Linked DNA regions of Homo sapiens: all the other regions are linked to region 4. A link is a loop called in an ENCODE intact Hi-C map of the cell type or tissue named here. Cell type or tissue: Caco-2. All regions are shown on one strand. Links, peaks and the distances in the headings refer to the core of each region. The heading gives the core; the rest is flanking DNA. Region 1 overlaps HIBCH (3-hydroxyisobutyryl-CoA hydrolase). Region 2 overlaps HIBCH (3-hydroxyisobutyryl-CoA hydrolase). Region 3 has its middle 59 kb from the start of AKAP19. Region 4 holds the start of AKAP19 (A-kinase anchoring protein 19). Region 5 has its middle 27 kb from the start of MSTN.

The links. Peaks named below come from ENCODE experiments on the same cell type or tissue, not always from the same donor. Only the 100,000 strongest peaks of a DNase experiment are listed, where the experiment ranks them.
Region 1: a loop joins it to region 4, with 2.3 times the contacts of the local background. A loop is called at or near these places in 14 of 110 quality-filtered maps.
Region 2: a loop joins it to region 4, with 5 times the contacts of the local background. A loop is called at or near these places in 8 of 110 quality-filtered maps.
Region 3: a loop joins it to region 4, with 7 times the contacts of the local background. A loop is called at or near these places in 9 of 110 quality-filtered maps.
Region 5: a loop joins it to region 4, with 11 times the contacts of the local background. A loop is called at or near these places in 42 of 110 quality-filtered maps.

The regions. Positions count from the first base shown.
Region 1 is chr2:190,312,199-190,318,620 of GRCh38, reverse strand. All of the region lies in intron 1 of HIBCH (3-hydroxyisobutyryl-CoA hydrolase), which reads left to right. Among named protein-coding and RNA genes, the nearest start is that of HIBCH, 4.4 kb to the left of the region's middle. In Caco-2, for the core only: a CTCF peak has its summit at 3,773; no DNase peak of the experiment used is centred there.
Region 2 is chr2:190,274,125-190,280,546 of GRCh38, reverse strand. All of the region lies in intron 6 of HIBCH (3-hydroxyisobutyryl-CoA hydrolase), which reads left to right. Among named protein-coding and RNA genes, the nearest start is that of HIBCH, 42 kb to the left of the region's middle. RefSeq lists enhancers at 1-570, 2,630-2,924. In Caco-2, for the core only: CTCF peaks have their summits at 2,850 and 3,146 (motif pointing right); a DNase peak (open chromatin) is centred at 1,134.
Region 3 is chr2:190,118,776-190,125,197 of GRCh38, reverse strand. It overlaps a transcript of AKAP19 not described here. Among named protein-coding and RNA genes, the nearest start is that of AKAP19, 59 kb to the left of the region's middle. In Caco-2, for the core only: CTCF peaks have their summits at 2,896 and 3,095; a DNase peak (open chromatin) is centred at 1,040.
Region 4 is chr2:190,176,819-190,183,240 of GRCh38, reverse strand. It overlaps AKAP19 (A-kinase anchoring protein 19), which reads right to left and starts at 2,378. Exons shown (of 2, transcript NM_001042519.2): 1 at 2,132-2,378. RefSeq lists an enhancer at 1,625-2,424 and silencers at 2,203-2,652, 2,923-3,022. In Caco-2, for the core only: a CTCF peak has its summit at 2,862; DNase peaks (open chromatin) are centred at 2,250 and 2,890; H3K4me3 peaks cover 1,600 bases.
Region 5 is chr2:190,086,122-190,092,543 of GRCh38, reverse strand. It overlaps a transcript of AKAP19 not described here. Among named protein-coding and RNA genes, the nearest start is that of MSTN, 27 kb to the right of the region's middle. In Caco-2, for the core only: a CTCF peak has its summit at 3,491 (motif pointing left); a DNase peak (open chromatin) is centred at 3,502.

The DNA.
Region 1 (6,422 bases), core at 918-5,917, 130 kb before region 4:
TTGGCTTTCTTCCACCCCACGTTCCAAGATGCAGTACTCTGTAGGTGAGGCCAGGACCATTTTGGGGGCTTTGATCTGAGATGCCTTTTCCAGACTCAGCCCTGAAGTGGGTATTATCCTAGAAAGCAGAGGCCAAGATGGTCCAGTCCACAATACCCTAACCCACAACTGTATAAGGGAATAGGGTGCCACGGAAAGTGTTTCTGAGAGGAAAAAAGGCCTTGGGCCATGGTTGACAGTGTTGGGCAGCCCCACTTGAACTCTGGCCTCCCTTGGCTTCTTCGGTACTGGCCTACTTTTCTAATGCCACTCTCCACCGCCTCTCCTTACCCCAGTGCCAGTTTAGCTCTTGGACTTTTTTTTTTTTTTGGTTCCCAAATCATCTGTCTTAGGGTAACTCAAATTTTTGTCTAACCTGACTTGCCCTGAGCTCTAATGCTGGTCACAACCCTCTGAATGCCTCAGTTGCACCTCATATATAAATTTGCACTTAAGGGCTAGGCGCGGGGGCTCACACCTGTAATCCCAGCACTTTGGGAGGCCGAGGCGGGCATATCATCTGAGGTCAGGAGTTCAAGACCAGGCTGGCCAACATAGTGAAACCCCGTCTCTACTAAAAATACAAAAAAATTAGCTGGGTGTGGTGGCAGGGCCCTGTAATCCCAGCTGCTTGGGAGGCTGAGGCAGGATAATTGCTGGAACCTGGGAGGGGGAGGTTGCAGTGAGCCGAGATCATGCCACTGCACTCCAGCCTGGGCGACAGGGTGAGACTCTGTCTCAAAAAAAAAAAAAGGAAAAAAGGAAAAGAAAAATAAATTTGCACGTAAGTATAACCCTTACTCTTTGTCTCTCTTGGCACTATCATTCTTCTAGATTCTCAAACTTACCTAAGTTCTCCCACACTCCCAAACCTTAACCTCTTCCTGTGGATTCAGGTTTCAACAGTAGTCTCAAAGTTAATCACTTTTTCCTCTTCCCAGTGTGAATTGTTTCTGTACAAGATTGCCAGGTTAATCTCGCTAAGGTTTTACTTCAGTGCCTGCCATTCTTCTCAGAATCTCACAGAGGTGCCCTTCTGCTTATGCAATTAAATACAGTTTTACCAGTCTGGATTTCACAGATTTGGCCCCAGTATATTCATGGATGAACAATTACCTACTGTTCTGTTCTACTTGCTGGGAAGCACAGTTCTAGGCATTTCTATTATCCTGTAGCCACTCTGGACTACTTGGTTTTCCTACTGTTCCTTATGTAGGGCCCTTGGAGTCTGAAAGGAGAGCAGATAGGAAACACATAATTAGACAAAAGTAATTTTTGATTACCAATTCTGGTAAGTGTCTTAAGGGACAAGTACAGTTATGAGAGCCAGATTTAGATAGGGAGAGGGAGTCAGGAAGCCTCATCAGAGAGGTTGCTCTTCGCTGGGTGTGGTGGTTCATGCCTGTAATCCTAGCACTTTGAGAGGCCAACATGGGAGTTCAAGACAATCCTGGGCAACATAGCAAGACCCCGTTTCTACAAAAAATAAGAAATAAAAAAACTAGCTGGGTATGGTGGCATACGCCTATCCTTCCAGCTTGGGAGGCTGAGGTGGGAGGATCACTTGAGCCACAGAGTTCAAGTTTACAGTGAACTATGATTGTGCCACTGCCCTCTAGCCTGGGCAACATGGAAAAACCTAGTCTCTAAAAATAGAAATAACAGGAAGAGGGTACTTTTAGGTTGTTAATAGGCCTCATTGCCTTTTCCATCTCCTCCATCCTCTGCTGAACTGTATTGTTTTGGTTCTTGCTCTTTGCCTGTCTTCTCTTTTACTTCTAGTTAGTTGTTTCTTAGTTGATCAAAGGCTCAATCTTTGTTGCTCTTTTAGGTTGTTTTCTGTGTTAGGAATCATGAGCCTGAATGCAGAGGCTGAGAAGGAAGCATTGAAAGATGCTGGCTAGATGGCAGCATGGGGGACTGGTGAACTGGAGAGAGTGCTCTAGAGAGGAGGCAGCTTCTCAGCCCCAGCCATTGTTGCCCTTATAGAATATAGACCCAGGGTTTCCATTATTACTGATTTTTCTGGAAAACCTGGAAAAAGTGCAGTTTTAGGTGAAATGTCTTGATTTTTAAATGTTAGTAGTTTTTTTCTGTTTTTCTTCTTTTTAATCTCTACCATTCCATCCAGATAATGTTAGTAGTTTTAAAACTGCTCGGCTGGGCATGGTGACTCAAGTCTGTAATGCCAGCACTTTGGGTGGCTGAGGCTGGAGGATCACAGCCCATGAATTTGAGACCAGCCTGGGCAACATAGACTGTCTCTCTACAAAAAATTTAAAAATCAGCCAGGTGTGGTGGTGTGCGCCTGTAGTCTTAGCTGTTCAGGAGGCTTGAGTCCAGGAGATTGAGGCTGCATTTGAGCCCATGTATCATACCACTGCACTCCAGCCTGGGTGACAGAGTGAGACCCTGTCTCTAAAAATAAATAAATAAATAGAATACAAAAATAAAATGCTGCTGACCAATACCACAGTTACAGTTGGCATCTTTCTGGCAATTAGTTTTCAACTGCAGCCTTCTCATTTATTCCTTACAGAAAGCTGAGAGATTCCAGTGTCTCAGTGATTGTACATGCATGTGGCATAAGATATACCTTTAGTTCTAACTTTTCTTTCAACCTCTAGTCTCTTTCTTCTGTTGACTATTTCTGCTTATGTCAGTACAAATTCAAATTCAAAAAATTGAATTTGTATTTCGTCCTGCAAACCAGCTAGCTTCTTTCCCTGTCTTTTCTATATTCTCCTGGTTGTCCTGGCTTGAAATCTTAAAGTCATTTTTGACATTCCTTTCCATTGAGTTTTTACTTTATAAAAACTCTTAATAATATCACTCCCTTCTGTTTCCACATCTGCTGTTCTTCATCACCCCATGCCTAAATTATTGGCCTCCTGGACTTGATTTTCTGCTCTGTTCACACCTTGCCTACTTCTGGGATAATAATTTTCACTAAGCACTACTTTGTGATGTCTTCTTCCTGCTTAAGCAGTTTCATGTAGTTGTTTAATTTCGTGAGGCCATGTTTGTTTTATTGGATAATTGCAAAAAGTTCCTGAGTGATAAAGTTCTCATCTAAGACAGTTGTTTATTTAAACTTCACGCATCATAACCACCTGGAGGGTTTGTTAAACACAGATTTCTGGGCCCCACAGTTTCTTGTTCAGTAGGTCTGGGGTGGGGCAGAGAATTTCAGTTTCTAGTCAGTTTCCAGGGGATGTTGATGGTACTTGTCCAAGAACCATACTTTGAGAATAACTGTTCTAAAAAGCCAAGTTGACATCAGTTGAAGGAAATAAGCCTGATAAAGTTAATTAAGAAATTAGAAGTAGCAGGCCGGGCACAGTGGCTCATGCCTGTAATTTCAGCACTTTGGGAGGCTGAGGCGGGCGGATCAAGAAAGAAGTCAGGAGATCATGACCATGCTGGCTAACATGGTGAAACCCCGTTTCTACTAAAAATACAAAAAATTAGCCGGGCATGGTGGCAGGCACCTGTAGTCCCAGCTACTCAGGAGACTGAGGCAGGAGAATGGCGTGAACCCGGAAGGCAGAGCCTGCAGTGAGCCGAGATTGCACCACTGCACTCCAGCCTGGGCGACAGAGAGAGACTCAGGCTCAAAAAAAAAAAGGAGCGGAGAGGTGCATGCCCTCTTCCTCTCCACCAGATGGCAGTTTTGGAACCAATAGAAAAGAAAGATCATAAATTCAGAATTACCTGGGGACACTGAATTCTCAATTACATTTTGAGGTATAAAAGCTAATATCAAATTTTAAGTGACAGCTGAATTTGAATTAGAACGAATGGGCTGGGTGCGGTGGCTCACACCTGTCATCCCAGCACTTTGGGAGGCCCAGGTGGGCGGATCACCTGAGGTTGGGAGTTCAAGACTAGCCTGGCCAACATGGAGAAACCTCGTCTCTACTAAAAATACAAAAATAAGCCGGGTGTGGTGACGCATGCCTGCAATCCCAGCTACTCGGGAGGCTGAGGCAGGAGAATTGCTGGAACCTGGGAGGCAGAGGTTGCAGTGAGCTGAGATCGTGCCACTGCGCTGCAGCCTGGGTGACACAGCAAGACTCTGTCTCAAAACCAACCAACCAACCAAATGGAAGCAATGTGATTATATAGTATTTGACAAGGAATTTGGTTGTGTGTGTATATATATATACACATATATACGTATATATATACATATATATACACATATATACGTATATATATACGTATATATACACATATATATGTATATATACATATATACATATATATACACATATATATGTATATATACATATATATATATTTTTTTTGTAGTAACTGGTCCACAGATTTTTGTGACCTATAAATATTGTGTACAGTGGCTTTGTTTGATAGGTTTACATTAACTTTCTTTGAGTTAAATAAAATTCTGTCTTATATATAAAACTGGGACTTGGAGTTAGTCCTGAGTTCTCTTTGTTTACTTGTTAAAACACTGCAGTTAGTACTTACACTGTTACATAATAGTTGCAAATCTGGCAACACCCTCTTGAACCTTGAACCTACATTTGGGTACTGGCCTCATTAAGGAATCCAAAGTCATTCTGGATTTTTATGCTTAAAATCTCCAGAAAGATAAAATTGAGTCAAGTTGAAAACATTTTAGACGTGGTGTTTTAGGGTAGTGTAGTTCACACTTTAAAAGTAATTATGAAAACCTTATTTAGAAAGTATCCCTAAATAAGATATGATCTGTCACTTCAGTTTCATAATTATAAAGTGTTAGTGTTGATTTTTAATGACAGCTTCGTTCTTTGAAATCATTTAGGGGAGCTTCAAACAAAGTATCTGTGCCTGTGCCCCACCTCCAGAGTTTGATTTAATTGGTCTTGGGTGTGACCTGGGCTTTGGAATTTTTAGCAGTCTCCAGGTGATTCCTTTTTTTTTTTTTTTTTTTTTGTGAGACAGAGTCTCTTGTCACCCAGGCTGGAGTGCAGTGGCACAATCTCGGCTCACTGCAACCTCTGTGTTAGAAATACCAAAATTGTTAGATAAGTGGTGTTGTGAAGAAAAGTCAGCACGGAGGCAAAAGATTTATCAGCAAGGCCATTTTTACTTTCTGCAGAAAGGGTCCCCAATTGCAGATGGAACAATGGCGAGAGCACACTTGACAAAGGAAAAGCAGACATATTTATCCCTTACGCATTTGGGTTGTCCTTAATGCTGTGTCCTGCATCCATTGGCTGGAGTGGGACCTCACACTCTTAAACTGATACCCAATATGCTAATAGCCTAAATAGGTAAGTGTAGGGAAGAACAAAGAAGTTGCTTATGAAAGGTTTAAGGAAGCAATAACATTTTTAAATAAGGGGAATAGGCTGTGAGCTCGAACATGCCCGTGAGCATGTCCAATAGTTACGTAGGATAGGGCTTAACAAAGAGTTACTAGCACAAAGCAAGGAGGCATGAAGAAAGTTAGTCTTTAAAAGAAATTATTATTTCTAACAGTTATGATTTATTCTTTAACAGGAAGAAAAACTTTGAAGAGGAAACTTTTTACTTTCTACACTCTGCCTCCCAGGTTTAAGCTATTCTCCTGCCTCAGCCTCCTGAGTAGCTGGGATTACAGGCGCCCACCACCATGCCTGGCTAATTTTTGTACTTTTAGTGGAAACGGGGTTTCGCCTTGTTGGCCAGGCTGGTCTGAAACTCCTGACCTCAGGTGATCCGCCTGCCTTGGCCTCCCAAAGTGCTGGGATTACAGGCATGAGTCACCATGCCCAGCCGAGTCTCCAGGTGATTCTAATGTACAGACCAGTCTTGGAATTACTGGGCTACATTTTACTTGTGAGACAAATTCAGAAAATGCTAGTTCAGGAATGTGAATTATAACTGACTTAAACAAATAGGTTGTTTCTCTCTTTTGTATAGTATTATTCAATTTGAATGTAATATAAAAAAGTCATATAAATTCTGAAAGGCAAGTTGGATTACAAATATTTTTATAAATTCAGTCATCCAAGTTGTTACAAGTGGTAACTGGTGATATTGCCTTTTGTGAAACCTCAGGCTGTTGGTCTTCATATAATCTCAGAGTATTCTTGAAAAATTAACAGATTGTCAGTTTATCAGTTCCATTAGTTGGTATATGTATCTGCACATGTGCACAGCCCTTATCAGGCTGCTGCAGCTACTGATTCTAGCTTTGACCTCTTTCCATAGATCTTAAATTTAGCTTCTTAAACAAAAAGCATGCATCTTAGTATATTCTAACTATAGTGTTTTTATTTGCACATCTGTCATTACGTTGTGGGTTTCTCGAGTGCAAGAGCTATGTCTTTTAGGACATTTTTTAAAAAGCCCAAAGCATAATGATACAACTTGATGAATTTTCACAAATGAAA
Region 2 (6,422 bases), core at 937-5,936, 97 kb before region 4:
CCCAGCTCCTGAGATCTTAATGGGAAGCGGCTGATCACGAGCTTCAGGTGTTTTCTGTCTACTGGGAGACTGCCTTTCCCTGCTGCCAGCTGCGACCAGTTATTTTAGGGAGATAGTTTAACAACCACCTGACCATCACTTGATGGTCACCTGACATTCTGGGTGTGGGGGAGCTCTCTGCCCTGCTCATGTCTGCCTAGCTACCTACTCTTAACTGGTTGAGCCCAGAAAGCTCTAGGAGTAGGGTTGATACCTTGAGGGCCCACCTCTCCAACCCCATCCCAGTGTGCACAGGATTCAGACATGGAATGGAGATTACTCTCTAGCTTTAAGAGTTAATGTCTTCTTTCTCAGGGTTTTAAAGACTTAATTGAGGCCTGTTACTCCTTTCTTTTGGCCTATTTCTGCCTTTTAGAATGGGAATGTTAGAAATCCTTGTTCCCCGGTGCCGCAAAGAAATAGCACTTGAACATAAATTTAATTTTCTCAGCCAGGCCATTTTTACTTTCTGCAGAAAGAGTACACTTGCCGGCAGTTTTGCTACAAGAGTACAGCGAACAAAGGGGACAGGGTAATTTATAACCTGACGCGTTCACCCTACTGCTGTGTCCGGTTTCCATTGGCTGGAACGGGACCTCACATTCTGTATTTGTCCCAATTGGATAGCAACTTAGAACTTTCTAAAAGAGGCAAAGGCAGAGGAGAACAAAGGAAGGAGGAAGTAACTTGTGGAATGCTGAGAAAGGTAAAAACACCTCCAAATAAGGAAGAGGAACAGGCTATGACCTAATGCTTGCTTGGACCAGTATAAGCATGCCAGGGCAAATATTTAGGCTAAATGTGGGAGCTAAGAACACGAAGTACATTGATTTCTTTATTAAGGCTAGCAGATATCTAAGAATGTTAGCACAGGTCTTTGAATAAATTTTGCTTCTAAGAGAATTTACTATTTATTCCTAATTAGACAGGGAGGAAAGTCTCTTTGAAGAGGATCCTCTACTTTACTTTTTACAGGAATGTATACCCTATACCTGTCCTACCACTGTATCTTGGAAGTAGATAACTTGTTTTGATTACACAGGCTTCACAGATGGGACTCTGGACTTCGGAATTTTGAGTTGGTGCTGAAACAATACTTTGAGGATATGGAGCTGGAGTGAATGTATTTGTATGTGAGAAGGATATGAGTTTGGGAGGTCAGGGATGGAATGCTACGGTTTGAATATTTGTCCCCACCGAAACTCATGTTGAAACTTAATCCTGAATGTAACAGTATTAAGAAGTGAGGCCTTCAAGAGGTGATGGGGTCATGAGGGTAGAGTAGTTTGATCCATTCATGGATTAATAGGTTATCACAGGAAGAATGGTTTAATTACCATGGGAATGGGTCTGTTTTAAAAGCCAGTTTGGCATGCTCTTGCCCCTTCACCAGATCAGGGCTCTGCAGAGAGTCCCCACCAGCAAGAAGGCCCTCAACAGATATGGCCCTTCAACCTTGGCTTTCCCAATCTCCAGAAGAGCTGTAAGACATAGATTCCTTTTCTTTATAAATTGCCCAGTCTCAGATACTCAGTTACAGCAACAGAAAACTTAAGACACCAGCATTTCTTAATATAAGATGTTTTATGAACTCTAGCTTCTGAAAATGTAATCCTCTAGATCATTGGCGCTCAACCTTGTTGGCACTTTAGAATTATTTGGGAGTCTTTTTAAAATTCCAGTGCCTAGGCTTACCTTATCTCCCATAATCATTAAATTGGATAGTGGACAGTGGAGTGAGACCTAGGCTTTTTTTTTTTTTTTTTTTTGAGATGGAGTCTCACTCTTTTGCCCAGGCTGGAGTGCAGTGGTGCTATGAGACCTAGGCATTTTTAAAGCTCCCTGGTGTTACCAATGTGAAGGTAAAGTTAAAAACTGCTGCTCTACAGGTTCTTGTGTGTGGTTGTGTCTCCTGTGACTTTTTTCTAAATCTCCCAAAGACTGTTCTTCACATTTTAGTTTGTATCAGAGTAACCTGGAGGGCTTGTTAAAAAGCAGATTCTAGGCTGGGCACGGCGGCTCACGCCTGTAATCCTAGTACTTTGGGAGGCCTAGGCTGGCGGATCACTTAAGGCCAGGAGTTCAAGACCAGCCTGGCCAACGTGGCGAAATCCCCTCTCTACTAAAAATACAAAATTAGCTGGATGTGGTGGCGGGGGCCTGTAATCCCAGCTACTCCAGAGGCTGAGGCAGGAAAATTGCTTGAACCCGGGAGGTGGAGGTTGCAGTGAGCCAAGATTGTACCATTGCACTTCAGCCTGGGCGACAGAGCGAGACTCCATCTTAAAAAAAAAAAGCAGATTCTTTCCCTGCCCCATCTCTAGTTTAGTCTGGAATTTGGCCCAAGAATTTGCATTTCTAACAAGTTCTCAGGTAATGATGATTCTAGGGGGAGGGGAGTTCACTTTAGGAACAATTTTTGTAAGGTGTTCAGACTACAGTTTGTTATTCAGAAAGCCTTTATTTTCAGAATTTTTAGTAGAATTTTAGTATTACACATAATTGCTTAGTGTAGGCTTAGTATATATACATTTTTAATCTGTTAAAAGAAAATCTTCATACAAATTTAACACTTTATCTGAGCAAAGAACAATTCATGAATCTGGCAGCATGCAGAACCAGAAGAGGTTGAGAGAGCTCCACCTTGCAGCATGAGCAGTGAGCTTCCATAGGTTGAATGTGGAAGCAAATTAGAGAAATTACCTGATTGGCTACCGCAAGGCATTTGCCTTATTTGGGCATGGTGTGATGAGATATTTACTCTCTGTGGGTGTGGTCTGATCAGTTGGCTGCCTATGATTGGCTGAAACATGGCTGTTTGTTACAAAACTATACTCTTAAATTAGGTTTCAGTTTATTTTCTTACTAAGGTTGCAATTTATTATGAAGGAACTCAAAGTGCAGAGAGACAGTCTCAGTTCAATGGCTTCTGCTTATTTAACATACCCTAGTACAGAAGTGTGAGAATAACGTGGAGCTAACAGGGCTTAAAAGGCATAGGAATAGTACTTGCTTGATTCTGGTCAATAAATTTTTTCTTACAATAATGTAAAAGAATTTTGTTAAGAATTTGTACAGTCCAAAAGATGGCGCCACAGAGCTTGGTTCCCACGGCTTTCCTTTTGTTTTTGTTATAGAAGGTTTTATTTTTTCCAGTATAGAAAATGACAGTTTTATTTTCTCTTGTTACCCACCATGAAGAGTAGCACAGTATCTTTAATATTTTAGAAATTCAAACATTTACTCAGTATTTTGAAATACAGTAAAATAAAAATGAATGTTACTGAGTGGTTCTCCACATGGTAGATCAGAATTATGTAAAATTATTCCAGTGTTTCTGAAAGAGAAACAATTTTTTTATGAATAGATATTTAAATGACTAAATTTATTCTGTTTCTGGGGAAGACAAATTTTTTTATCTCTTTTGCCATTTATATAAAACATCTGGGGTTGCATTTTCTTAAGTTAATATGAGGGGACGTCAAAAAGTTTGTGGAAAAATGGAATTAATTAAGATAGAAATAAAAATAACTTTTTTTCTCAACATAAGCTCCGTCAAATTTAAGGTACTTCTTTTGTCAGCAGTGATACCAGTCATTTAGTCCATCCCTAAATAATTGAGGGTCCTGGGAATTTAACTATGCAAATGCAGTGTTTTTTATATTGGTAACTGAAGAAAAATGGGTGCCATCTACAGATTTTTAAAGACTGGTGTGTTAGTCTGTTTGGGTTCCTATAGAAGAATACCTGAGGCTGGGTATTTTATTTGGCTCACAGTTCTGCAGGGTGTGCAAGAACCATGGCACTAGCATCTGCTTCTGGTGAGGGCTTCAGGTAACTTCCAATTATAGCAGAAGGGGAAGGAGAGCTGGCATATCACATAGCGAGAGAGGGAGTGAGAAAGAGAGAAGGTGCTACATTCTTTTAAACAGCCAGCTTTTGTATGAACTGATAGAGCGAGAACTTATTCGTTACTGTGGGGATGTACCAAGCCATTCATGAGGGATCTGCCCCCATGACCACACCTTCCATTTGGCCCCAACTCTAATGTTGGAGAATAAATTTCAACATGAGATTTGGAGGGGACAGATATCCAATCTATATCAATTAGGAAACATAAAGGAGTAAGAAGGAGCCAAATCAGGTCTATAAGGTGGATGCCTAATAATTTCCCATTGAAACTCTCAAAATTGCCCTTGTTTGATGAGCGGAGTAAGTAGGGGCATTTACATAGTGTATGAGGAGTCTCTGATGAAACTTTGGGCCTTTTTCCGCTAAAGCTTTGGCTAACTTTTCATGATAGTTCTTTGGTGTTCCAGAAAGTCAACCAGCAACCTGCCTTGAGCGTCCCAAAGAATTGTTGCCAACCTTTGCTCTTGACCAGTCTGCTTGTGCTTTGACTGGACCACTTCTCTCTCTTGGTAGCCATTGTGGTTGTGCTTTATCTTCAGGATCATACTGGTAAAGCCATGTTTCATCTCCTGTTACAGTTCTTCAAAGAAATGCTTCAGGATCTTGATCTCACTTACTTAAAATTTCCATTGAAAGCTCTGTTCTTGTCTGCAGCAGATCTGGATGCAATGGTTTTGGCACTCATCGGATGGAAAGTTTGCTCAGCTTTAATTTTTCAGTCAGAATTGTGTAAACTGAACCAATTATAAAAGAATTGTGGCATTGGCTATTGTTCATGCCATTAACTCTCAATCATCTTCAATTAGGGCATGAACAAGATAAATTTTTTCCTCACAAATTGATGTGGATGGTCTGCCACTGTGGGCATCTTGAACATTGTCTCATGCCTTCTTTAAAAGAGTTATCTATTTGTAAACTGTTGATATCTTTGAGGCATTTTCCTCACAAACTTTTCACAACTCACCAGTGATTTTACTTTTCTTCTACACAAGCTTTACCATAAATTTGATATTTGTTCTTGCTTCAATTTTAGCGTAATTCATATTGCTCTGATAGGGGCCCTTTCAGACTGCTGTCCTATCCCTCTTAGGACCTCAAGCTAGATCCTGTTCTGGTATGTTATGACAAATTAGTAAGAGTTGATTTTCATACAAAAAAATTTGAAGTTCTTGCATAGTTTTTTCATAATAATGCATATTCCGTGAACTTTTTGAAGATTCCTTGAATATAACAATTACAGATTTGTTTAAATATAAAATTAAGTAGATATAGAACAGAGGACAATCCTTAAATTTTTGTTTCATACATGTAGTACCACTCCTGTTTCCCTCCCCAACTGAATTGGATTTAAAGAACATTTTAGGTTCTTCTCTCCTCCTCTCTCTCCCTCCTAGTCTTCCTTTTTTTCCACCACCTCTTGCATTTTCGAATAGAAATGAAGTTGGTTCCCCAACCTAACTCAAAATATGGCACAGTAAGGTATTGTTTTTGTGTTTCTCAAAATGCTCTTAAGATGCTACTAGTGAGAGGGTTTTTTGATTATAGGAGACCACAATATGCCACCCTAAATATGCCACTTTGGCATAATGATTATTTTGAGCAGATTATTTTGAGAACCAGCAGATACAGGATCATCTCTGAAAACAGCACAAGTTACCTTTTTGTAAGAGAAATGTGTACCTAGAAAGGAAATCTCTATTTGTAAGAGTGTCTCCCTTTCTGGGGAAGAGAAGGATGACCAAATTGCAAGAGACTCCTATCAACAGAGATAACAACATAAATCTGCAAAACAATCGTTTCTCTTATTTACCATGCTTTTTGTGGTAACCTTCCTTCACATCCTTTCGAGTTGAAGTTGCTATGTAAGCTGGAGTTTTAGGCTCCCTCTTGGAGAGTTTTTATTTCTCCCTGGATAATCTTCTGTGTATACATGAGGTATACATGTTAATAAACTGTTTTTCTCTTGTTGGTCTGTCTTGTTGGAGCAGTCCCAGCTAAGAACTCAGAAAGGTAAAGGGAAAATTCCCCCACCACACACAATGAATAATAGAAAATTAAGTTTTAAAGTGTATTTTAGAAAGAGCATGTTGTCATGACTAGAGAAGTGGGAATTGGAATGGAATAAAAATAATGAGCGTATACATTACCCAAATGACTTTATTGCAGTACAAACTACCCACATGAAAGTTGACTAGTGCTCTGTTAAATGGGAACTACTGAATCAGATTATGTTTATCCACTGATTAATGTCATTGAAGACATGTTCTTATTTTCATAAAAAGAATGAACAGTGCTCAAAGATTGAATTATGTTAGTATATTGCAAAGACTTGTTAGACATAATGGGTACCTTTTTTCAGTTTTAAAAGGTGTTCTGTTTCTTGCTATTAGTGACAGTTGAATAGAAGACATTTTAAGAAACCATTTTTTAATTAAATAATAAAGTGCCGGGTTTTTCATAACAACATTTAT
Region 3 (6,422 bases), core at 506-5,505, 58 kb after region 4:
ATGATTGTGGTGGTGCTGGTGTAAACAAACTTACTGCACTGACTTTTTATCATTACTTTAGAGTGTACTCCTTATACTTCCAAAAAAAAGACGTTAATTGTAAAACAGCCTCCAGAAGGTCCTTCAGGAGGTATTCCAGAAGCAGGCATGTTGTCAGAGGAGATGACAGCTCCATGTGTGTTACTGCCCCTCAAAAACTTCCAGGAGGACAAGATATGGAGGTGGAAACAATGATATTGATGATTCTGACCCTGTGTAGGCCTAGGCTAATGTGTGTGTTTTTGTCTTCGATTTTAACAAAAAAGTTTAAAAGTAAAAAATAAAAAATTTAAAAAATAGAAAAAAGTTTATAGAGTAAGGGCATAAAGAAAAAATATTTTTGTACAGATGTATAATGTGTTTATGTTTTAAGCTAAGAATTATTACAAAAGGGTAGAAAAATCTTTAAAAATTAAAAAGTTTTTATAAAGTAAGAAAGTTACAGTAAGCTAAAAGACAGGGTCTCTGTCACCCAGGCTAGAGTGCAGTGGTTTGATCATAGCTTACTGCAGCCTCGAACTGTTGGGCTCAAGTGATCCTCCCATCTCAGACTTCTGAGTAGCTGGGGCTACAGGTGTGCATGACCATGCCTGGCTAATTTCCTTATTTTTTGTAGAGATAGGGTTTTACTATTTTGCCCAGGCTGGCCTTGCGCTCCTGCCATTTTAAAATCTTTTATGCTGTAGTTTTCCAGTACCTTTTGTATATTTAGATATACACATATTTACCACTGCATTACAGTTGCCTGTAGCATTCAGTACAGTAACATGCTGTACAGGTTTGTAGACTAGAAGTTATAGGCTATACCATATAGCCTAGGTGTGCAGTAGGCTACACCATCTAGGTTTGTGTAAGTATAATCTCTCATGTTTGCAAAGCAATGAAATTGCCTAACAATGCATTTCTCAGAACATACATCTGTTGTTGGATGACACGACTGCATAGGTATGAGAGGGGACTTATCAGGGGAATTGGCTCACACTATTATGGTGGTTGAGAAGTCCCATGACAGGCCATCTGCAATCTGGAGACCCTGAGATGCCAGTAGCATGGCTCATAGTCTGAAAGCCTCAGAACCAGGGCAGCCGATCATATAACTCTCAGTATGAGGCAGAAGACCTAAGAATCAGGGAGGCTGCTGGTGTAAATCCTTGAGTCCAAAGGACTTGAGTCCAGAAATCCCTGGAGTTCTGTTGTCCAAGGTAGGATATTAGTGTATCCCAGCTCCAGGAGATAGATCAATACATCCATCATTTCTGTTTTTGTTCTCATGAGGTCCCCAGCTGATTGGATGGTGGCCACTCACATTGAGGGTGGATCTTCTCCACCTACATGCGCTCAGACTCACATGCTAATCTCCTCTGGAAACACCCTCTTAGACACAACCAAAAATAATGCTTTACCAGGTTTCTAGATTTTTCTTAATCCAGGTTAGTTGGCTCCTAAAATTAGCCATCACAGCATCATTTCACTGACAGGGGTGGGCTTTCTGTAGTCAATTTACTGTGGTGAGTCTTGCAATCCTGAGCGATCAGAGAAGCTATGGATTCACATCTTCAAAACTTAGAAGCATATACATTTGAGATAATTTGACATTTTCTGAAAATGCACTTAAATTAAATGTGGAAGACCTGAAGTGGAGAAAGAATTTAAAAGCTAATAATATTATCTTTTGATAATCCTTATGAAAGCACAGGACTGATTTTACAGCACACAGAATAACTAACCTTCACACCTAAATATCAAGCTTTGCCAGGGAAAAAGATTTGGAAGGGGGAAACAAACAAATCACAGGTAGTTTTGCAGGTAAAATAAAACTATATAAAAGAAAGTTAATATAAGCTAACTAAAAGTCAGAGTGCTAAGAACAAGGATGATTTGACAATAAAAATCAAGAAACACTGAACAAATTCTTAAATATATGCTTAAAAAGGATTGATGAGAAAATGAGAAAAGATACAAGCAGATTTAAAAACTCAGAATAAGTTATATAACAATTAAAATATTCAAGTTCTTATGCTATATTTCTTGAATATTCTATATTTAGTGTGTGTGTGGGGGGCTCATGCTAGTAATCCCAGTGCTTTGGGAGGCTGGGGCAGGAGGATCACTTGAGGCCAGGAGTTTAAGACCAGCTTGGGCAACATAGCGAGATCTTGTCTCTACAAAAAAATTTTTTTAATTAGCCAGGCATGGTGGTATATGCCTACAGTCCCAGCTACTCAGGAGGCCAAAGTAGGAAGATAGCATGAGCCCAAGTGTTCAAGGTTGCAGTGAGCTATGATCATGCCACTGCACTCCAGCCTGGGTGACAGAGCAAGTCCTTGTCTCTAACAAAAAAAAAAAAAGAGAGAGAGAGAGGTGATCATCATTAAAAGAACAAAGTCTGAGCATTACCATGTCAATAATATTTTCCATATTAATACAATGCAATGTGAAACTGTAATAAATATAGTTTCTAATAAGCATTTGTAAGGAATAAAGGCTACATTACACAGTAAAAAGCCAAGCACTATTGTGGAGTCAAAGAATGAGAATGACATTTAGAATCATCTTGGAATCCTCTCACATGAAAAACTTACTGGAATTAAAGAAGAGTATGATCTGAATTGCCTTAATTACAAAAATAAAAGGAAACAGAAGTCTGCCCTAAAGTGAAACTGATTAAACAAATAAACTAAGTTAGTGCAACCAGTGTGAGAAGATAAACTACAGTGGTTTTGACAAGGTCTTCATCTTTAAAGAGACAAAGAAACTGACATAAGTGAGCAGAAGCTTCAGATAAAGTAGAAAATACATAAAATTAACAGCCTCAAGGATCTGGTAACAGCCATCTTTCCCCATTTTTAGCCCTGCTCCACCATGATTTCAGATCAGTCTTCACAAGGGCACAATGGACTTCTGCCTGTTCATTCTCATCTTGAATTCAAATGCCCCTTTTATCAATGGCCTAGAATGAATGCAGTCACTGTTTTTCAGTCACAAACTCACCACTAGGTTGCAGTCTTAGCTCAACTGCTTCTTTTAAAATATCTATCGACAAGTACTTTGCCATTTTATTGGTTAAATGATTTTTACTTCTCCCTTAAGACAAAAGCTGATACAAGCCATACTCAGTTTATCAATCAGTTCAGTAACCTGCCTAGATTCCATTAACAGATACATTGTTTTTCAAGAGCATTAAAACTCACAAATTCCCCCTCAAAGAAGTTCTCATTCATCAGCAAAACACATCATCACTTAGTTAAAACAAACAAACAAACAAAAAAACACAAAAACAAAAAATCCCATGGGTATTTTAAGCCTCTAGTTTCAATATAGGACCAACCTCTAAGTAATAAGTACATACTTACTGCTCTGTTTCCATTGCTTTTCTTGGGTCTTAAAATTCCCACATAAGAATCAGTCTTGCTGAACTGATTCCTTTGAAAAGTCTACCTGTCTATAATCATTATGGTACTTCCATTAGTAGTTTCCCAAATGAGCTTCATGTAATATTAATTCCTTAATCCCCAAAAGCATATTTTAAAGGAACTTGGCACTTTTTATTTTTAAAGGGAAAACCCAGAGATAGATGAAAATAAAATAAGGAAATGAAACAATATCATATTTATAATTCATTTGAATACTTTTCTAATGGAAGTGCCCATAAATGTGGTGTTTCCAGTCTGTGAATGACTCATAAGTTTTGTGAATATTTTGGAGGGGGTAGATAGCTATCAAAAATTGTTCTGAAGAAAATAATAAACCAGGTCTGGTGGCTCACACTTGTAATCCCAGCACTTTGGGAGGCCAAGGCAGGAGGATCACTTGAGCCCAGGTGTTTATGACCAGCCTGGGCAACATAGAGAGACCCTGTCCTTACAAAAAATTAAAAAATTAGCTGGGTGTGGTGGCACATGCCTATAGTCCCAGCTACTTGGGAGGCTGGGGTGGGAGGATCACTTGAGCCTAAGAAGTCAAGGCTGCAGTGAGCCATGATATGCCACTGCACTCCAGCCTGGGTGACATTGCAAAGCCCTGTCAAGAAAAAAAAAAAAAAAAAGACTTAGATTTTTAGTTTGGAATACACTTTTAAAAAAAATTTCCAACATTAATAATCTATCAAATTTTAATTATAAAATAGGTCATACATAATCACACGAACTCCCCCAAATTCCTAAAAGAATAAGCAGCTGGTAATAGTCACATAAAATAGAGAACACTCATTAAGAACCTACTATATGTCAGATCTCATAGTTGGTGTTGACATGCACCACTTCTTTTAATCTGCCCAACAATCCTGTAAGGTAAATTCCTTTATCATCCAAGCAATCTCTGCTTTGCATGGAAGTGTGGGACTTTAAAAATGACTGTGCTACCTGAAACTGTGCCAAGAGAGCTTAATAATCAAAGGCAAAAATTACAGTTGTTCTACAACTTCAAAAAATTCTGTCAAAACTTTAAAATTTTTCCTACTGCTGATTATAAATATATAGGGAAATTAAAAATTTATAAAACAAATAAGTTAGCATACTGCAACTTAAAGCATCAAAAACATAGGGAATTAAAGTGAGTTATTTCTTCAAAAATAATCGAGAGTAGTTTGAGTGGTTCCAGCCTTGTTTCTCCTGTCATGTAACACAATATAGAGCCCGTGTCTTTTCTATGCCTTGGCAAATTGTTATACTCCTTTCTAAGTTTGTATCAGCATTAATTTTATCCTTTATGCTTTCAGTGTCATCAAATATCTCTAAGACTGCCTTTAATGTGAAGTTTTCTTGCCAGCATCACTTCCTCTGAGACAGGCCCCCCCCAGCTTTTTTGGCACCAGGGACTGGTTTCGCGGAAGACAATTTTTCCATAAAAAATTAGGGCAGTGGGGTGGTTAGTTTCGGGATGAAACTTTTACACCTCAGATGATCAGGAGATTCTCATAAGGTGCGCGAAACCTGGATCCCTCCCATAAGCAGTTCACAATAGGGTTTGCCCTCGTATGAGAATCTAATGCTGCAGCTGATCTGACAGGAAGTAGAGCTCAGGCTGTAAACAAACTTGCCCGCTGCTCACCTCCTCTTGTGTGGCCTGGTTCCTAACAGGCCACGGACTGGTACCGTCCGCGGCCCTCGGGTTGGGGACCCCTGCTTTGAGACAGCTTCATCTTTTCCATTACAACTACTTTACTCATTTGTGTTGATAAGTCTGCCTTTACAAAGTTCCTCTGGTTATATATCCAGGGTCTTTCACATGGCAACAATGTCAACATTCCCTCAGTCTACTATTTCTCCTATAACTCCATTTATGTTCAATTTGCATTTCATTTCCAGCATTACCACTTTTCATTTCTTTGCTGCACTTCATCTTTTTGGCCAATTTTTTCTTTCAAATATCTGTTTTTTTCAGAATGTCACATGGGATTGTTACTGGGAGCCAAGGAGTTAACACTAACTGTGGTAGGAGTTAATAAGAAATTATTTTAGGCAGATAGAGAGGAAAAAAGGGTTATTGGAAGGTTTTTTCGCAGCTCTTGTCTAGCATGAAAACCCTGGCTCTTACACCCTAGCTGGCAACCTTTAATATGCAAATGCAAGCCGTTAGAAACTGGGTCCACCCAACATAGCGATTCTCACGGTTGTCCTCTTGCCCTTGCCCCCACATGTGCCTGGAAGCGTGGCCACCCCCACGTATCCCCACGTGTGCAGAACTCATAGTGCCCTGCATTTGCGTGTTAAAAGACTAAGGTGGGAGGGCCAGTTTTTTCTGGGGGCTACGTGAATGACATGCCTAGTCAAACCAATCCCCTGAGCCCTATGCAAATCAGACACCGCCTCCTCCAGCCATCGCCTATAACTGGCTGATACTACCTAAGCGCGGGGTTCCCTCTTTCAGCTTTGGAGCCCGCCTCGCTCTATCTCTGTATAGGGGAGCCTCTTCCTTCTGCCTTCTCTTTTCTTTCTTGCCTATTAAACTTTCTGCTCCTTAAAACCACTCCATGTGTGTCCGTGTCATTTTATCTAAACTGGCATGAAGACCAAGAACCCTGGTGTTCTCTTTGAAGCAATCGTGAATGGGAGTTCACTCATGATTTGGCTCTCTGTTTGTCTGTTATTGCTGTATAAGAATGCTTGTGATTTTTGCACATTGATTTTGTATCCTGAGACTTTGCTGAAGTTGCCTATCAGCTTAAGGAGATTTCGGGCTGAGACAATGGAGTTTTCTAGATATACAATCCTGTCATCTGCAAACAGGGACAATTTGACTTCCTCTTTTCCTAATTGAATACCCTTTATTTCTTTCTCCTGCCTGATTGCCCTGGCCAGAACTTCCAACAGTATGTTGAATAGGAATGGTGAGAAAGGGCATCCCTGTCTTGTGCCTGTTTTCAAAGGGAATGCTTCCAGTTT
Region 4 (6,422 bases), core at 536-5,535:
ACTTTGAATTTTAACAACCACCCTGAAAGGCAGATGTTACCTCATTTTATTGATACTGAAGTTTCTCAAGGTCACAAAGCTAATAGGTATCAGGGCCAGACTCCAAAACCAGCCTCCAAAAATCCAGGACCATTCCTACTGTGCCACAGGTTTCTAGAGGTACCACGGTCACAGTAAAAGGACTTGTCCTATCTATTATCAGTGACTTGAATGTCTGGTGAATAAACTCAGCAAATGTGTAGGTGACACAAAACTGAAAAGTAGAATTAACATGATGAATGACATAAGATTAAAACGTCTATCTAACAAACTGCAAACCATACAGAGGCTTTAAGTAATACAAGCCAAGAGAAAAAAGAAATTCAGATTCAAGAAATGCTTAACTGCATAATTTAAAAATTAATAAAGCCTACCTTTATTTTTGTCTCCTTTGCTTGACAGCAAAGCACACGGGGTATGGAGGTGAGGTTTTTAGTCAACTTCTGAGTATTTACTACAAATGCCAATTAAGCAATAGATTATTTTATTTGAAGATGGCAGCTCATTGCACCCTGCACTGTTTGGGTTAAACTGACTTATTGAATTCAATTTTGGGCTAAGGATCTTTAGCACAGAGAGGGGTCTTAGGTAAGGAAGGAAACATAAAAACTAGTATTTATTGAAGATAACTAACATTTACTGACTCCTAGGCACCTCTACTAAGTACTTTATTAATATTATTAATTTAATCCTCACAGTAACCCTAGGGTTAGACAAAGTATATTATTCCCATTTTACAGATGAGAAACTGAGGCTCAGGGATCTGAAAGGCTGTCAAGCAAAGGAGACAAAAATATTATTTTGTATCACTTTAGACCTTTCATTTCTTAACTATTTTTGGGTCATGGACCCTTTTCAGACTGACTAAAGTTTCAGATCCTTTTTGCAGAAAAATCTTGTTTCTAAGTTCACAGTTGGAGCGCTATTGGCCAGGTAGGACTAATGAGAAACAGGTACTGCTTCCTAAGTGATTGTCAGTTCAGCGTAAACAAGGCCTTGCTAACAACAGAAAAGGAGGAACCCGTCAAAATGTAATGAGCTTCCTGTCACTGAAGTGTTCAATCAAAATGTGGCTGGCCTGTCAGGAGTGCTACAGAGGAGATAATAAAATGGATTGGAGGTTGGTCTACAATTTTAAAGCATCCTTTTGTTACAACATTGTGTGGACCTAAATAAGTAATGATTATAATTTTTGTTTAATGGCAAAACAAAATTAAAAACTGAAATTATTCTTCCAGACCATTCTGCTTGAAAGCAGAATGCCTAAATAATGTTATTTGCCATCTATTTATGATAGCCATGTTAGGTGTTTGAAAACAGCCTCATCCAAAGGGAAAAAGGAATAGCCAACTGTTGATCTTGGTTTGATTTATACTTTGTCATAATAAAAGTAGATTCCCTATTCCTCCGAATTCTTATCTAAAAATTTCCCTGAGAGAGCTGCCACATACACTAGATCCTAAAAAGATGGTCTTTGATAAGAACATTTACTAGTTTACAATTTTATGTTAACCTAATTCCCTAAAGGATAGGGGAAGGGCTGGTGTCAGACCAGAGACAAGAGAGACAACTCCAATTGTTCCGCTTTGCTTCTTTGACCCCTTAACTCATGGCTAAAGGATCTTACCCGTCTACTCCTCTTAATTTCTTATTTGCATCATTTCACCTCAATATTCAGCCTCCCACAGCTCCAAAGAGCACGAGAGCTAATACTTTGCTCATGATATGCCATTCAGAGCACAAGCCTGACAGCTTGGCATATCAATGCAATGTTCACGGGCAAATCTCTTACCTGAAAATCTTCACTCACTCTTCAGGTAGGCAGCAGGGTGGAATTGCAACTCATAATGAGATACCTTTCACTGGGAAGCCCAGAACAAAATTGAAGGGGTAGGGGCTAACTCTTCTCGATTAGGGGACGGAGATGTGAGGCTCTATCCACGGCAGCTGGCTGAGAACGGTCTCGTTTAATTAAAGCCTCCTGTAACTCATGGGTTTCTGCCATTGAAAAATCTAAAAGGCACAGCTGACAAGCAAAGACCGACAGACACCCGCCCTTCACCAGTCACCCACCTCCCAGATGTTCACTTACACAACACGTTGCCCGGCAGCTGCGCGCCCATGGCACGTCCGGACAGCCGTGGGGTCCCGGAGGCAGCCTGCGCTCAGGCCCGGGGCGGGTCTCCGAAGCTCCCGGAGCAGCCCTGTCGTGGGAGGGGGGCTTGCTGGCGTCTGGGCGGGCGGCAGCTGAGGCCGGGCGGGGGCAAAGTGCAGTCCAGCTGCCAGGGCAGCGGCGCCGCCTTCTCGCCGGCGCCCGGCTCAGCCAAGTGGCAGCATGTGGAGGACGGGGCGTCCTTCGGCGGCGCCCGGGCTCCCGGCCCCTCCTCCTGCCGTCGCCGCCGCGCCCGCCGCGCGCTCCTCGCGGGTTCGCGGCCCGCACCTGGCCTCCAGATGGCCGCCCAAGGGCGCTCGGCTCCAGGGCGCGCCCTCTGGGAGCGACCCACGAACTTCGGGTGGCAGAGGGTTGCCTCGATACTTCCTCAGGCGCAGGGTCCGAGGCAGGGGCGGGCGGAGCGGAGCTGGGCTGCCAGCCGGTTGGTCTGGGCCACCGCCCTCACGCCCCCCGCAACTACCAAGCAGCTGCCGGCGCCGCAGCGGGAACAGACCCGCAAAGGTCAATGAAAGCAGAAGCCAGCGAGGCATCGCAGAGGTCAATGAAAGTAAGAGCCAGCGAGGCATTTCGCTGGCCCTGCCCCTGGTCTCGGCCCCCTGGGCTGCGAACTCTCCTGAGCTCCGCCCTGGTGAGAGGGGGCGCTGCCCTCCAAGGCCTCTCCCCCGCGGGGCCTGCCTTGGGACAACAGGTGCTGGGCCGGGGCACTGAGCCCGCCTGCAGGGGGCCCCGCAGCCTGGCCGCGGCCTTCCCAGCTAAGGGTTCTGCGCTTGGGCCGGGCAGAGCTGCCAGACCTGCTTTGACCTGAAACCCCACTCTCGCAGAGCTAGGCCAGGGATTCCGCCCTTCCCACCTCGTTTGCACCATGAGTATGCAGAGCAAAAGTGTTGGAAGTACTTAAACATTTAAAGGACATATCCATTTTATACTTTTCCATACAGAAATACTCAAGAACATTTTCCAAGCGTGTTTCTCTTTCAAACAAAGTATCTCTAAAGGCCATTTTCTCACTCTTTAAAGCATTGAATACCACTGCCTCAAAACATGGCCATTATTGAGTTACACTTCCCCGCACAGTCCATGTGATGCCTGCATCTGCCCAGCATGATTTCTAGCAATAGTAAAAGTCCCAAGAGAACTACAAAAGAACCATTATTTTCCTTGTGTTCTACAACGGATTAGTCAATGCGAAATTCATGCTTGAAGGGACCTTAGTGATAATTTTGACTCCACATTACAGATGAGGACACAGAGGCCCAGAGTTCAGCAGTACAACGAAAGAGAGTGGAACTTAAAAAACTAACAATCTATAAACTGAGACTTAGCTCTTTGAAGGTACATTATAGTAAAAAATAAACCTAGATTGCAGAAGAGTTGAGAAGTTTAAGTTACACAAAAATCTATCCCAGAATCTCAGATTTTAAATGAATCAAGCATTCTTATTTTTATCCAGGCTTAAATTAGCTAAGGTTATATACAAACCCAGTGGCCCAGAAATGTAATTTTTCTTCATGCTAGTATGATTAATGGGATTGGAGTTGGTACATCCTGACAATCATAGAATGTAAGTATACCTATATTAATTGATTTTTCTGATAAGTATCATTTTTTTTTTCTTTTTTTTGAGATGGAGTCTTGCTCTTGTCGCCCAGGCTGGAGTGCAATGGCGCAATCTTGGCTCACTGCAACCCCCACCTCCCAGGTTCAAGCGATTCTCCTGCCTCAGCTCCTGAGTGGCTGAGATTACAGGCGCCTGCCACCATGCCAGGCTAATTTTTGTATTTTTAGTAGAGACAGGGTTTCACCATGTTTGCCAGGCTGATCCCGAACCCCAGACCTCAGGTGATCCATCCGCCTTGGCTTCCCAAAGTGCTGGGATTACAGGTGTGAGCCACCGCACCCAGCCAGTATCAATTTTAATGTATACAAATTGATTATACTTACATAAAACAAATTATTCAGTTCTACATATTTCAGGCACACCATGCTAAATAATTATGCTCAAATGCAAGGTTCCACTTTTAGGCCTAGTTCTTCACTTAAGTTATGTAATTTTCTTGTGCTCTTCCTTCCCCAGCTTTAAACTTCTATCAACCTAGTGCTGGAATCATCCTTAGGAGACCCCTGGGTTCCACACTGAGGGGATGGCGTCAGTTCTTGATGTGATCTAGGCAGAGGAGACACTTAGAAATTTGTGTTTTTTACTTCCCAGTTACCAGGTCAGAAGGAAAGAAAAAGTGGGTGAGAGTCTCTGGCCTCCATCAGAAGAGAAACCCATAAACTTGAAAATTTCTTTCACTCAGTTTGAGAACAAATTGGACCAGCCTTTGGTCTACAGATGAAGCGGGCCATGAGGGAGCGAGGCCTACACACCGAGCCAAGCTGCTCCTGCCAGGCTGGAGCCTGACCCTTCCTTCGCCATCATAGGGCTGGCCAAGCTGGTGGGGGAGACCCAGGTCAGGTCTGGCAGGGATGACTAAGGGAGGACCTAGCCCGTGGCCTCTGCCATCTGCCCGGCTGCCCTCATGGGTGTGCACTGGAGAGAGTAGAGCAGGAGGGACAAGCCTGGGGCTGGTGGGGAGACCGCACCACCACCCTTCTGTGAGTGGCCCTCTCTGCTCTCCTCTCTGTGGGGCCTCTCTCAGGTCCAGGCCAGTGTGAACAGGTACTTGCAGGTTGGGCCTGGAAAATAGCCTTGACTTCTCTCCTCAGGACTGCAGGCCATGCTTCTGGTCAAGATGGTGCCATGTAAGACTTGGAGGGAAGATGCGTCGAGGGAACTTGGCGCCCTCTGCCCCTGGGATTCGGGAAAGCTGGCTCTCCTCCCAGCTGCCCAGCCTAGAACTGGGAGTCAGGGCATAGCATTTCTGCCCCTCTGTCCTCACCTGGGCTTGAACAAGGATAGAGGCAACAGGAACCAAGAACTCCTCAAACTGGTGGTGGCAGAGACAAACTGCAGGATTTTGAAAGTGCTGAGATAACTTTTTAAAAGCTGGGGAATGAAGTGAAAGGGGTGACGAAGGACCCAGCGATGGCCTGAGGTGAATGTGGTTAGGGTGAGGGGCCGTAGCAAGTGTTTAGTGGTTTTGTTTTCTCCAGAGTTCATAGAAGTAAAACTCATAAAAACAGCAATGATAAAATCCTGGAATTTGAACATAAGCAATCTCACCCTAGGGTCCATGCTGTTGACAGGAAACAAATACTGAGCTGGATTGAGGATTGCATTTTAAATAGTAAACTTGCAGTTAGCAGAATCAAATCAAGGCACTCACATACTCTTTGCTCTGTAAAGAACTCCCATTTCCATCCCCAGCCCCATAAAACTTCCACGTCAGACAGACAGACCACAGAGGTACATAGCTGACTCCCGCCACTGGTTTCTCTACTTAAACGAGCACCTTTAACTTCCATTTTTGCCTCAGGCAGACCAGTCAGAGCTTGCACCTCTGGGAGAAGCAAGGGAGGTTATGCCGGCGAGGCAGAAGGGACCTCCTTTCTAAAAGTACTCTAAGCAGTGAGATGATGTGGCCTTGTCAGGAAGGATCCGGGCCCTGGGATTCACTTGTCTGCCACTGGGGCTCTTACAAGCATATCAGAGAGTCAAATGTCTCAGTTGGTTTTCTGATAATGAAGTGGTGAGGACTGGAGAGGGGGATGGCATAGTTTGCGAGTGTTCATTCACATGGAGGCTAGAGAATTCACGTACGCTAGAGAGAGGTAACGCAAATCACAGAAAAGATTTATAAAGAATAGAAAATGACACTAACTCCCCACCTGCTCCCACCACCTCCACCCCTACCCCTAGAACTTATCTCAGGTTACAAAATAAGAAGCCAAAGCCAACTGAGTGGGTAGAGGAAAATGTAAATGCAAACAAGATAAACTTACTGAGGAGACAGAAAAAAAATACCATTATGGGATATGAACCCTGATAGAATAGCACATAGGTATGACCATTGAGGAAACTCATTTTTAGATTCTACCTCTTTGTTTCTCATATAATAACAGTCCACTGGTCTAGGGAAAAAAAAAATCTTTTAGTGGTTATTGGAAAACATGGCTATTTCTTACATATATTTCTCACTGATTCAGGTTTTATGTGCTAGTTTTTGTGTGTTCAATCTAAAATGGCCTCTCCAAAACAGTGAACTTACCTCGTATTTGCTAAGATTTTATTCGGATTTGGCTGAGAGGCCCAGATATCTTCTCTGAG
Region 5 (6,422 bases), core at 407-5,406, 91 kb after region 4:
AAAGAAAGAGGCTGACAAACCCAGTTTCTGAGAAAGAAACATTTGATAGGGACTTAGGAACAGAAACCATGCCTGTGTCTCAGGAGTGGCAAGACAAAACGGTGGATCCCTGTGCCCTTACCCCCGAGACCCAGGACTTATAGAACATAAGGAAAAGATATGTGTGATTCAGAAGGAATGTGTAGGACAATTGATGTATAATATCAAGGTCATTTTGACCTAAGGGCAGGATTTACAGTAAGTACATTCTCTTACACAAGGAACAATCAATAAACTGGAAATCTTAGAGGCCTTCTTGGAACTGGAGTTAATCAGCAGTCAACATGACAAATTAGCATCCAGATAATTTTGCTTTAGCCTCCACACACATATTTACAAAAAGATTTGCCATTAAGTATGTGTTTTGAATATTATTATAACAAAAATCTGAAAGAATCTAAGTGTCCTACTGTAGAATATTAATGAAATAAATTGCCATATATTAACATAACATAATACAATATAGTATAGTCATGTTTAATGATAAGTCATTTAAAAATGTGTAAAAATATTTAATTTCTGAGGAAGATATTGTAGTCAGTCAATTTGTTTATTTACTGAGTAGATAAACAAAAATATTAATATTAATTACTCCTGAATAAAGGAATTATGAGTGATTTTTAGTTTTGGCTTTGTGTTTTCTATATTTTATAAATTTTCTGTGATGAATATGTATTACTTTGTAATCATATTATTTCAAGTATTAAAAACTATTTTAGAAACCAAGAATTTTAAGCACATTTATATTTTCTGTGTTTATAATTAGAATCCTAAAATTCTGTAGTTGAAAGGGATCACAGGGATATTCTGGTACAAACTCAAGATCGAAAGTTTGGCCTCTAGAAATTTAAGACATAATTTACACAATCAATTAGGCTTTGTAATCAATAAAGTAGATTACATGGCCTCTTCAGTTCTTAAAATGGTTCTATTTGGGCTACTTGTGTGTGTGTGTGTTTAACAAAAGAGGATAAACTACTAATTTGATACAAATAAGTTCTCTTCTACTTTAAGAAACATAGGAAACAGTTCTTTACTTTCAAAAGTAGGTCACTCTTGTAGCATATTTTAGTACAGTTTGAATAAATTCCTTTCAGTTATTATCAAAGTATCCTAGTGTTAGAATTCCTGTGAGATAGCAGACTTTCTGAAATAAATTCATATGTGTCAAACTGGAACTTTCTGTAATAATATTTTTCAGTCTTTTAGAATTAAATTTAAAATGAGTTTCTGTTTCAGTCCCTGAATGTAGACATGTGCCACTGACGTGCTGACAAGTTATCTGATTTACATGGCATTAGAAAGTTTCTTTTTAAAGGCAGTATATTGTTGAACTTTATAGGCATTTCCTATTCTTAGAAATATGAAGCAAAGTGTCAACTGGTAAACAGTAAAATTCAGTTCTCAAATTGTGTGGATGGTTCTTCTATTAATGTGTTAGCAACTCTACAGTAAAAATATCAAAGTCTTTTTATAAGGCTTACACCTTTGAAACAAAGTTATTCATTTATTACAACAAAATTTATGTTATTACCTATTATGTGCCAGGTATTGTGCTAGATGCCAGGGTATGTCTGTAATAAGCTAGAGTCCATGCCCTTCAGGAGCCTACAGAAAAGAGCGGACATTAAAAATAAGCAGGCAATTAGACTACAGTGCGCTAAGTATTAGTACTGTGATAAGAAAGTACTAGTGGTAGGGGAGAAGTAGGACAGGACATTGATAGAAACCATTTGAGGGACCTGTTCAGCTCACACACTTTTCCCTGGGAGTCACCTTCTGCCTTTTATCAGAGCCTTGTCTGAACTATGTACCTCCATCTTTCACACATGATCAGGCAAGGGATACAAACCTTACACAGGCTAGGACTCAAAGACACGTGATCAGTTAGCTATGGCAGCTAACTTGGTTATATAAAATCAAGACTGAGGTGGTTGTTTGAGGCTATACATAAGTAGAAAAAAGACTGTTCTGAAGAAGTCTGGAGAGGAGACTCAATCCACTTGGGAAGAATCTGCTTTGAAGCTATCTCACTAATGTGCCTGGCGAATTGGTGCTGGCTATTGACAGGAGGCCTCAGATCTTCTCCATGGCACTGTTTGAGGCATGGCAGCTGGCTCTCAGTGAGCAATCCAAGAGACCAAGGCAGAAGCTGCAATGCCCTTTATGACCTAGTCTCAGCAGTCATACACCATCACTTTCACTGTGTTTGTCACCAGGCCATCCCCTACTTACTGTGAAAGGAGTGTATAGAAGGCTTTCTTCGCTTGCTAACAACTAGAAATAAACCCAACTACCTGCCTAGATGAGGACTTTAACACAATAATATTGGAAATGGCAGCAGCAGCAGGAGTGCTGCAATTGAAAAGGGTAATATCAGTCTCTCCCAAAGGAGCAGGCAGGTAGTTATAAGGAGAAAAAAGGGACAATGAGATTACATTTGCACACCATACACCTACAAGAACTACTCTAGGTTAAGTAGAGTAGTTTGGGGAAAGGGGCATATATACCAGGCCAAAGGACTAGAAACACTGCTCTGCATGGTGTAAGAAGTTAACTCTCCTTGACTCCTAGCACAATTGAACCAGTGTTAGGTTTTGCATAGTATATGGAATTTGTGGAGGGCATTTGGGGCAGACTGAACCCCTCTGGAGTAGTCCTAAATTGAATCATAGTCCTCAAGAGTCCTAAGACTTAGGACGTAAGACTCAAGACTTACTCTTAAAACTTAGGACTCTGGGGAGTCCTGTGGTTTTTCGGGAGTAACACTTTGCTGAATGTCTACCTTTGAGCATCAACAGTGATCCTCAAATTCTTTATGGTGTATGTACAGTCACTAAGTTTTTAGGGCAAAAACATGTAATATTGAAATTAGAACTGGCGTTGAAATCCTTACCCTGCTCTTGGATATATGAACTAGTCTATTCTGGCTTCATGTACGTAGCAAGTTAACTATGGAGGAGTAGAAGCCATTAGAAGAATTCTAGAATTTTCAAAAAGGGGTTCTAAAGGAGCTGAATACATTTTTCAGGTGTACATAGAATTTTTAAAAACCTTCAGGATAGGACTGAATTTTGTGTTTTGTTTTAATGTAATCTCATATATTTAAAGAAATATACTTACTCATCACAGTTCTCAGAGGCAAAAAATTAAACATAGCTAATCAAATAAAATATATTTTTCTGAAGGACCCCAGAGTCAAAGGAAGTAAATGATCTCCAATTTCAGCGTAAAAATAAATAAATAAATAAATGAAAAGAATCAGAGAACAAAAACAGCAACAACAAAACCTAGTTGAAATGGACATGCTGAGTACATTTGAAGATCGATTTGGATTACATTTAGGTACAAAGAGAGTCTATGTCTCAGATGGAAAAATCAAGACAAAGGGTAACTGTGATTTGCACACAATCAACTACAACATGAAAGAGCATTGGACTCAAAGCTCGATGTGGCTATAGTGACCCCTGCTGGAGCCTATCTTTTAAACTAAAAACCTAAGTCAGGGCTTCCATGAGAATAACTAAAATTTTCATAGAAAAACTGATTTTGAGAGCTGGGAGAACGCTTAGAGGACATTTAGCATAACCTCCTTACTTCATAATTGATGAAACAGGCCTTTGGCCCAGAGAGGTTAAATGACTTGCTTTAGGTCACACAGCTGGGATTACCAGAATGTAAAGATGTCTCCTCAATTCTTGGGCCTGTTTCCATCAGTGGAGTTTTCTGTTACAACTAATAAAAGTATCTATAACACACAAAATGAGATGTCCAGGAAAAATCTCTTACACTGATTTTAAAATATTCACTTGATCTAGTTAACTAAAACTCAATTTTGCCGAAGAGAGAATTTCTAATTGATATTAACATGATACTTTTTTTTTCTTTAGCCTTTATGAGTTTATACAACTTTGTATCTGACTCAAATTTATTTTTGGAATGTTAAGTAGTTCTGTCCTTCACTAGGTTACCTATGTTCCACATCTCTATTTTAATCTTTTTGAAATATTTATTTGGATATTCTTTTTACGTCCTTTTCCATTCTTTGCCTCTAAAACTTGTTGATAATGTACTAAGCAAAGGGACAAAAAGGAAACGATGGTAAAGGACCTTATACTGGGATTTTCTGGAAGGCCTGACTCTGATTCTTACCCTCTACTCAGAGCTCTGGGACCACCCACTCATGAGTGCTCTTTGCATCTTCATTTTTCTTCTACCAATCAATACTTCTCTTTCTCCACTCCTTAAATCAGAGGTCCCCAGACATATCACGATCATGGGGTTTGTGCATTCACTCTCCTCTCACTGTACCAGAAGGCATAATCCTGGTCCCTGATCATATTCTTAGGTAGTTATGGAAGCTTTGGCAAAGTCACTTTACTCCTTCCACATTTCCTTTCTGCCATCTTTAAAATAGGTATAATAATATCAGCTATACATACTTTACAGTGTTTCAGGGATGATCTCTGTAATTTTTTCCTCTCCAATTATTCAAGCAGGTAGCCAGGTTCTTTTCTACTTTTTTGTGTGTGTCCGGAATTTTTTGCATGGGGAAAACTTAAGCCATCTGAGGTTTTAAAACTCCTTATCTTTTATACAAAAGATTATGGTAGGAGCCCTGGAGAAGGAAGGGAGAAGAGGGCTTTAAGTAAAAAGAACAAGATAGAAGATTGTCCCATTCTGACTAGAAAGGTTATAGAGGTTTATTGGTTTCATGACCAATTGGGAACACTATAGAGCCTGCTCTGAGGATGCCCCTGAGCAGGGTGGAAAGACCTCAGGGTGGAAGGGTTCATGATGTATGATTCAAAACCTAACTGGAAGACAGACAGAAGTAGAGATCGACATTGATTCACAGGCAAGTGGCACTTTGGCCAAGGAGTCAGCGGGTTGGAAAACAGAATTTGAGGAATGGTTAAAGGGAGGCCTGAGGAAGAGTTTTAGGACGGGCCTCTCAGAGTAAGCAGAGTGAGAATATCTGTGTCCCAAATTAATGCTTACTAAAAGGCATCCACTGTAAAACAGATTCTCAGTAATCAAGTAAAGAGTATGGCCAATCCTGTGGATGCCAGTTAGCTGCCTCCCCTAGCTACCCTGGCGCTTGTACAATGGGCCCATGAACACTTTGGCCCTAGCAACGGGCATGTTGATCACGTGTGGGCTTAAGAACATAGGATTCTTTTCTCCCACTATGATCTGGCTAGTCTCACTGATGAGAGATTTAAGGAATCTGAGTTGAAGAAATGGTTTCATGTCTGTTGGAAAAATCTGACTTGATTAAATGGTAGAATAATCTATTGACAACTTATGTTGCCACTTGTAAGACTAGGTTGCTGTCCCACAAGTTATTGTATATTTCCCAAGCCAGCAACTAATATATAATGCTATTTCTTCCATAGCCAGAATACTTAGATCTGAAAATGAAAGTGTAAAAGTATTGGTGGTTCCATTATTATTCCTAATGACCTACTCACATAACTTTTGTTTCCAACCTCACAATGTTGTGCTCTTAGTTTCCATGGAAGGAATACTTTTTCCAGGAAACACTAGAAGGGTTCCTTTGAATGGAAGCTGAGACTGCCACATCAGCCACTTTGAGGTCTTCAAGGCACTGAACCAACAAGGAAAGAAAGGGATTACTGTATTCGCTGGGACAATTAATCCTAATCATAAAGTGGGAAAAGTGGTGGTACTACAAAACAGAGGGAAGACCATGTCTCAAAGGCAAGACATTCTCTGAGCAACTCCTTTCATATCCATATCTGAGCAATTCCTTCCATATCCATGGTAAAATTTACAAGATTAGAGCAAACCAAGCCAAGCAAGAACCACAATGGTTCAGATATTTCAGGAATGAAGGTTCAGGTCACTCTGACTGATAAATAATAACACCTAGCTAAAATGATAACTGAGCAAAGGGAGCATGGGAAGGGAAGTGGAAGAGGGAGTTACAAATACCTACTATGGCCTCATAAATTGTGTAGACTGCAACCATCGTGCATATTTTCTAATGTTTCTCTTTCCCCATCTTCCTTGAGGTCTTTGAGGATTTGAACCTAATTATGGAATAGGTCAGGGTCTGGAAGTGATAAGTAGTGAGAATTAACATTTAGGAGATTCGTCATCTTCCTGCAAATAAACCACCTCAGGTGAAATTATTACAGGTTATCAGATGGAAGAGGAGGACTGCTCCTACTAACAACTAAGACTCAGTGGAGTTTGTTAATTCAGGCAACAATTGGTGATATTTTAAGGAATGTTTTGTCATTACATTGTACAAATTATCAGTATCCTATTTTCCATTGATAGTGAGGCCATTACTGATTTCAAGTCTAATCTATGTGTATGTTAACATCCGCAATGTGCTTATACTATGTGATAGA